2 separate regions of the Homo sapiens genome follow, and region 2 is linked to region 1. The links are chromatin loops, found by intact Hi-C in ENCODE. Cell type or tissue: OCI-LY7. All regions are shown on one strand.

Region 1 (4,000 bases):
TCCTTCCTCTTTGAGGCAAAAGAATAGACACACACACACAAAAAATGGCTAGGCGCAGTGGCTCATGCCTGTAAACCCAGCACTTTGTAAGGTCAAGGTGAGAGGATCGCTTGAGGCCAGGAGTTCAAGACCAGCCTGGGCAAAAAAAATAAAAATAAAAATCAGCCAGTTGTAGTGTTGTGTGCTTGTAGTCCTAGCTTCTTAGGGGGCTGGGCTGGAGGATTGCTTGAGCCCAGGGGAGTTGAGGGTTGCTGCAGTGAGCTACTACACTCTAGCCTGTGCAACAGAGCAAGACCGTGTCTCAAAAAAAACAAACAAACTGGCTGGGCATGGTGGCTCATACCTGTAATCCCAGCACTTTCAGAAGCCGAGGCGGTCAGATCGCTTGAGGCAGGTAGTTCGAGACCAGCCTGGAAAACATGGCAAAACCTTGTCTCTACTGAAAATACAAAAATTAGCCGGGTGTGGCAGCGCATGCCTGTAGTTCCAGCTACTAGGGAGGCTGAGGCACGAGAATCGCTTGAACCCAGGAGGCAGAGGTTGTAGTAGCCGAAGTCGTACCACTGCACTCCAGCCTGGGTGATAGAGCGAGAAGTTGTCTCCAAAAAAAGAAAAACAAAGCATAAATTTGCAAGGAAAAATAGCAGCAAAAAATAGGTTATGTTAAACAAACAAAGGCTAGCAATAGCGTTGGAAATCCTCAAAAGGAGAAGAAAACCATCGCACCACCAGTGCCTCCTGGACCCGAGCCTTCAGGGAGTGTGTGAGTCCAGCCTGGCCCAGCTGCCTTGGCGCTGCTTGTTTTCATTGTCTTCTTATTGGCCCTTTCCCATTCTCCTTCTCCTCTCAACACCTTTCTACTTCTCTTGGCCACCTTGTCCTTTTGTCCTGGCATCTTGAAGAAACAATAGGGAAGCAAGAAATAAAAATTAGAGGATGGAAAAAAGAAAGGAAGAAAGGAAAGGAAAGGAAGGGAGGGAGGAAGGAAATGAGCTTTTGGATCAACCAAACCTGAATCGAATCCCAGTGCTACCATCAGTCAGCAGGGAAAAGCGAGTGTTCATGACCTTGAGTGGATTTTGTTTCCTCTCTGAGCCTTGGGCCTATTGGGAGTTCTGAGAGCCCTCAGATTCCATCTTTCAGCTTTGTTGGATCTGTTTGGATTTAGGGAAATAAGAGGTGGAAAGGAGGAAGAAAGGAACAAAAATTTATTTTTATTTTTTATTGTCATTATTTTTGAGACAGAGTCTCACTCTGTCGCCCAGGCTGGAGCGCAGTGGCACGATATCGGCCCACTGCAACCTCCACCTACGGGGTTCAAGCAATTCTCGTGCCTCAGCCTCCCGAGTAGCTGGGATTACAGACTACAGGCACGCACCACCACGCCTGGCTAATTTTTGTATTTTTTTTTTTTTTTAGTAGAGACGGTGGTTTCACCATATAGGCCAGGCTGGTCTTGAACTCCCGACCTCAAGTGATCCGCCCGCCTCGACTTCCCAAAGTGCTAGGATTACGGGTGTCAGCCACTGCGCCCGGCCAGAACAAGAATTTAACGCACTGCAGAGATGGAGGTTGGGAATGCCAGTTCTCTACCCTTCCCCCAAACCCATTACCCAAGAGAGCTGGTGTCCTTTTCTCCCCATCCCCACAGAGGCGGGGAGGGTTCACTCATTTCAAGCATCTCCAGTGGAACTCTTAGTGCCCTCTATAGATCTTTTGGGGAAGGGGCCCTTTGAGAGTCCCACGGAAGTGACAGCTGCAGCGGGAAGGGAGGTAGCATGGGTGAGCTAACCACTGCCTCGCTCCACCGCTGGACACTCTTCCCCTCCACTGTCCCTCAGCAGCCCCATCTGTGAAATGAGATTCTGGATTTGGGGGAGGATTGAAATGAGTTAATAGACATTCAAGTCTTAGAGAGCTGCCTGGCTCACAGGAAGTGCTTGGTAACTGGCAGCTGCTTGTTATGGTCCGGCTATTGTGTGCCTGTTTCAGGACTCATTCAATGACTTGCATTCACAACAACCTTGTCATCCGGGAACGGAGGAAATACTGCTAAGATTGTTTCTCTTCTTGGTTGCTGCCTCACCGCTTGTCCTGGAGCCCAGACCATTGATGTAACAAGGATTTTCTTTCTGAGGATACCATGTTTTATTTGTGATTCAAGCCTTTTTTTTTTTTTGAGATGGAGTCTCGCTGTGTCACCCAGGCTGGAGTGCAGTGGCACAAAATCGGCTCACTGCAAGCTCTGCCTCCCAGGTTCATGCCATCCTCCTGCCTCAGCATCCCGAGTAGCTGGGACTGCAGGCGCCTGCCACCATGCCTGGCTAATTTTTTGTATTTTTAGCAGAGACAGGGTTTCACCATGTTAGCCAGGATGGTCTCGATCTCCTGACCTCGTGATCCACCCGCCTCGGCCTCCCAAAGTTGCTCTATTTTACCTACCATACATTGTCCTCTCAGATTAAAATAATAGTACCTTCAGTTAATAATACCTTGCATTTAGGAAGTTGCTTTCCTCCCATCAGCTCAAAGCCCTCTACAAACATGACCTCATTCATTCTCCCAGGAGTGGGACAGTCCTAAGTTTCCCAGCTACTCATCTCCAACCGGATTCTCAGAAGCCAAAATATGGATTAAGCACTTCCATGTCTCAGGACCACAAATCACGGGCTCTGTTGCTCTCCTTCCTTCTTCCTGAGTGACCTTAGGCCCACAGAAGATAACTAGTACCTGAGTCTCTCTGGCTTGGGGGCCTTGCCCTCCATGCCCCGCCCAGGTGCCCACAGCTGGGCCCTGCAATTGTTAAACATTACATAAACTGGATAAACTGCCTTGATTTCCAGGAAATAACAGGTTTGGCAACTTTGGACTCTTGCTTTCCTTGGGAACTTACTTCTGAATTAAGACCTACGGGCTCATAGGGGACATTCCACTACAGCCAGAAATGTCTCTCCCCAGGGTAGACCCTCCTACTCACGGCCCTGGCATGTTTGACACCCGCATGTACTTATGAAAACCTGGAGCCCCACAGTGACAGTACTTCCTTCTTCTGGGCTGCTTGCGGCCTGAGCTCCCTGGCAGTGTATGCTGCCAGCTGCTCACTTTTGTTTTCACCTTGCAATTACTGGACGGGAAGGCTGCAAGCTATACTGGAGTCTCCAGCCACACGCCAGGTCCCAGCCCACGTGTACTTCAGGGCCATTCCCAGGAAAAAGCTGACTCCTACTCCTTCAAAACAAACAAATAAACAAAAAACGAACCAAATGGAATGAGCTCATGATAGTACCTGAATTTGTTTTTCATCAGTACAGAAACATTAACATTAATTGTAATCTTCTTCTTGTTTGTAAACTTTAAAAATACATACTGTCAAGTTTTCTTAGATAGGGAGTTAAATCCAATTTAGGCAAAGTCAAGATAGAACCACGACGTGCTTTCTTATTATAAGCCTCCTTCTGTTCTGCAGACCTTTAGCTGGTTAAAATACACTCTGTAATTAGTAGTTCAGATAAAAAACTCACAAAGTTCTCCTGAAACAGAAACTCTTAACAGTGAATCCCTAACAATATTTATCTTCCCAATCTCTTCTGCCCCTTCCCCAATCTGCTTAAACTCCTAGTTCTTTTCCTACCCCCACAATTCTCAAACACAGCCCTGAAGATCAAACTCTAATCCAGAAGATGGAAGCTCAGCACATACAAACAAATTTGGGGCCAGGCATGGTGGCTCACACCTGTAATCCCTGTGCTTTGGGAGGCTGAGGCAGGAGGATCACTTTAGTCCAGGAGTTCAAGACCAGCCTGGGCAACAATAGTGAGATCTCATCTCTACCAAAAATTCAAAAATTAGTCAGGCATGGTGGTGTGTGCCTGTAGTCCCAGCTACTCGAGAGGCTGAGGCAAGAGGATCGCTCGAAGTTACAGTGAGCCATGATCATGTCACTCTAGCCCTATCTAACAACCACCACCACCAAATTTTGGACTTTAAAGGGCTACCACTG
Region 2 (4,000 bases), 1.2 Mb after region 1:
ATGGATAGACGCTGGGACCAAGTCATCCTTGGGCCGCGAGACGTCTGACCTTCTGCTGGTGTCTCAGAAGATGCTAGCTCTCCGTGGCATGTCTTCCACGCGGTGCTTGGGGACCAGTGGCCTCTAAGGGGCCCCCCTGCCTCAGCGTGGGGAGTGGCCTGGCCAAGGTCTCAGTGTCTGGTTGGAGCCAGGCATAGGCTCAGGTGTACTGGCTGGAGGCCTCCTGCCCATGGGCTCTGCCTGTCCTGTGTCCCTGGTCCTTACTGTGTCTTCTGTGTTCCTGGGAGAGACCCCAGGGGCCCTGAGCCCAGCACTGGGGTTGGGGAGTGGGCGGGGAAGAGGGTGGGGATTAGGGTCCCTGGCTGCAGAACAGCCAGGCCCCAAGTCCCCACTCCACTCCCCTCCCACCGGGCGCCTCATCCCACACTGACCATTTCCTGAAGAAAATTTCCTGAACCGGCCTCCCACCCCGGCTGTCCCAGGAAGCCCATCCATCCTTCCGCCTTAATGCTTTGTGGCTCCAGAAGGATGGTGGAAGCCGGAAATCATGAGTCTCATTCACAGGCGGCCACACACCGAAGCCGCGGAGACGCCGTGGGAAAGGACTCTGGCCAGCGCGGCCGGCACAGAGGGAGCGGTGTTACCGGGGTAGACGGGAACCGTGGCTGCCCCCATGCTGGTCTGGGAGAGACGAGGGGCCGGACGAAAGGACAGCAGACTGGCCATTCATTCATTTATTCATTCACTCATTCACAGCGTCTTACTGGGTGCTTCGGACGTGTAAGGTTTTGTGGGTAGTGAATGCGACAGACCCCAGACAGCAATCGGAGGGCCACGTGTGTAAGAACTGAGGGACCTAGGCTGGGCGTGGTGTCTCAAGCCTGTAATCTCAGCACTTTGGGAGGCAGAGGCGGGCGGATTACGAGGTCAGGAGATCGAGACCATCCTGGCTAACACGGTGAAACCCCGTTTCTACTAAAAATATAAAAAATTAGCCGGGCGTGGTGGCGGGCGCCTGTAATCCCAGCTACTCAGGAGGCTGAGGCAGGAGAATGGCGTGAACCCGGGAGGCAGAGCTTGCAGTGAGCCCAGATAGTGCCACTGCACTCCAGCCTGGGCGACAGAGTGAGACTCCATCTCAAAAAAAACAAAACAAAACAAAACAAAACAAAAACTGAGGAACCCAGTGTAGATGAGCTATCCCGGGAAAACAAGTGGGAGTTCTAGGAACAGCATGGGGAAGGGATGGTCCCGGCAGGGAGGACCTCTGTGGGTAGCCTTGTTGGAAGAGCTGAAAGGCAGCCAGAGAGGCTGTGCGTGGATGGAAGCTGAAGAGTAGGTTAGGGGCGTGTGTTTTGTTAACAAAGACTTCAAGCATTTACTGACCAGGCACAACACTATGTGCTTCATAAATAAATATCTCATTTGATCCCCAGCATTCTTATGAGACAGATGTTATTATCCCATTTCACATGTAAGAACATTGAGGCACAGAGTGGTTAAGTTACTTGCTCAGGGTCACACAGCACGTCGGTGGTAGGCAGGATTCTGGAGCCACAGGAATCTGGTATATCCCAGGTGCAATGGAAACCAGTCACGGCTTCATAGAGGGAAATCATCAGATTAGTAAATTTTACACACGCCCCCTGGTGCTTTGAGGAGGAGGGATTCGGACAGGGGCAGCTAATGGTGGTGGCTGTGAGATGTGTTGGGTTAACATTGATGAGAGTTTGGGATGGATGAGTGGATTCGGAGTAATGGAAATGGAGGGCCCAGGCCCGGCCCCTGGAGATCTAGCTGCAATAGCTGTTGGCTGGAGAGGCTGTTCACTTAGATGGGGGATGGGGTGGGAGGCAGGTGAGATGAGAGCTCCAGAGTTCAGCCTGGGGCACGGTCATTGGGTTCAAGATGCCTTCAGATGTTGGGGCTTGACAGTGACAGTGGCTGCAGATACCCAGGACCCAGCAGAGGGCCTGGCACAGCGGGGCCCAGGGACACGTCTGTGAGTCAGGCTGGCACTCAAGTGTGAATCTGGACAAAGAAGGTGGCATTGTTGGCATTGAATGCTCAGGGGCTGGGTGAAGTCAGCTAGGGAGAGGGGCTCTCAAGGCACCAGGACTGACTCCGTGGGTGAGGGCGGAGGAGGAGACGGCAGAGGCTGAGAGAATAGCCAGAGACAGGAGGAAGGTCAGCAGAGCCATGCACAGAAGCCTGGAGAAGATTTGAGGAAAGGAAGGGCTGGGTGGTCGTCATTCCCTGCAGCTAGGAGGCAAGGGTGACCCCTGTGTGTTTCATTCTTCAGAGGATTGGTGGCTCCATCTGGTCAGAACCCCAAGTCCAGAGATGCATCTGAGCTTCATGCCATGGTGCAGGCAGCAGGAGCCATGGAGCAGGCCTGCGGGGTCACGGCCTGCCTGCTGCTTCCTGGTGTCTCTACCCTGAGCTCAGGGGTTGCTTGGATGCCCTGTGCTGCATCCCCCCAGGCGGTGTTCCAGAGAGGATGAAAGTGGCTATCTCAAGGTGTGACCAGGTAGCGGTCCATGCACACTGCTTTTTCCTGGGGAGAGTCTGGGATGGAAGGGTATGTGTGTGTTTCTGAGACTCCTTGAATAGGCTCCATGTACCTATCCACCCATCTTACCACCCACCCACCCATCCACTCACTCACCCATCCACGCACCCACCCATCCACCCATCCACTCATCCACCTGTCAACCCATCTATCCACTCATTCACCCATCCACTCATCCACCTATCTACAGTCATTCACTCATCCACCCATCCACTCATTTACCCATCTATCCATCCACTCATCCACCTGCCCATCCACTCACCCACCCATCCACTCATCCACCCATCCACCCATCTATCTATGCACTCATCCACCCATCCACTCATCCACCTATCCACTCATTCACTCATTCACTCATCCACCCATCCACTCATTCACCCATCTATCCATCCACTCATCCACCCATCCACTCATTCACTCATCTGTCCATCCACTCATCTACCCATCCACTCATTCACCCATTTATCCATCCACTCAACCATCCACTCATCCACCCATCCACTCATCATCCGTCCACTCACCCATCTATCCACCCATGTATCCATCCACTCATCCACCCATCCACTCATCTGTCCATCCACTTATCCACCCATCTACTCACCCACCCATCCACTCACCCATCCATCTACCCATCCTCTCATCTATCCATCCACTCATCTACCCATCCACTTATCCATCCATCCACTCATCCGTCCATCCACTCATCCACGCATCCACTCACCCATCCATCTACCCATCCACTCATCCACCCATCCACTTGTCTACTCATCCACTCACCCACCCATCCACTCATCCACCCATTCACTCATCTACTCATCCACTCATCCATCTATCCACTCATCCACCAATTCACTCATCCACCTATCTACTCATCCACCCATCCATCCAGTCATTCATCCATTTGCTCATTCATCCGCCAACCCATCCATTCACCTGCCTGTTCATCCACCTACCCATCCATTCATCCATCTGTCCATCCATCCACCCACCCACTCACCCATTCACACACCCATACACCCATCCATTTATCCAACCATCCATCCCCATCCTTACTTCAGAAAGCATTTGAAGTTGCTGGGGTGTGCACTTGGAAAATGCGTCATAAGCTTTCATAGGCCTCTCTTTGGCTTCCTCACTTCTTTGATTGGTCTTTCTTTCGGACATGCAGGATTCTGAGCAGCTCTTCTGGGAGGTGGGTGCAGTCCAGGTAGGCTGCCTGCAAAGCTAGGACCGAGGGAGCCACATCCAAGGCACTGTGGGTTCCCAAGGCGATGGCACTGTGGGCCCACTGCTTCCAGACCTCCTCAACTCCCAGGCTCCTGAGCAGGAGGACTCCTGGGGCAGGGCCTGGAGACGGGAAGAGAAAACAATTCCAGTCTCTCAACTCTTGTCAGTCCAGGTGGGTGCTGCATGGATTGGGGGCACCTG

The links. Hi-C counts contacts between places; a loop is a spot of excess contacts. Peaks named below come from ENCODE experiments on the same cell type or tissue, not always from the same donor. Only the 100,000 strongest peaks of a DNase experiment are listed, where the experiment ranks them.
Region 2: a loop joins it to region 1, with 8 times the contacts of the local background. A loop is called at or near these places in 1 of 110 quality-filtered maps.

Annotation. Positions count from the first base shown.
Region 1 is chr17:76,260,111-76,264,110 of GRCh38, forward strand. It overlaps LOC105371896 (a long non-coding RNA gene), which reads right to left. Exons shown (of 6, transcript XR_007065913.1): 1 at 2,493-4,000; 2 at 1,012-1,154; 3 at 344-895. Among named protein-coding and RNA genes, the nearest start is that of UBALD2, 3.2 kb to the right of the region's middle. RefSeq lists a silencer at 1,878-2,172 and an enhancer at 2,983-3,072. In OCI-LY7, CTCF peaks have their summits at 1,705 and 1,907; DNase peaks (open chromatin) are centred at 271, 1,981 and 3,051; H3K4me3 peaks cover 2,834 bases; H3K27ac peaks cover 3,592 bases.
Region 2 is chr17:77,467,125-77,471,124 of GRCh38, forward strand. The region is part of intron 3 of SEPTIN9 (septin 9); the gene reads left to right. Among named protein-coding and RNA genes, the nearest start is that of MIR4316, 72 kb to the left of the region's middle. RefSeq lists enhancers at 1-386, 1,532-2,084, 3,640-4,000. In OCI-LY7, a CTCF peak has its summit at 1,677; no DNase peak of the experiment used is centred here; H3K4me3 peaks cover 973 bases; H3K27ac peaks cover 2,633 bases.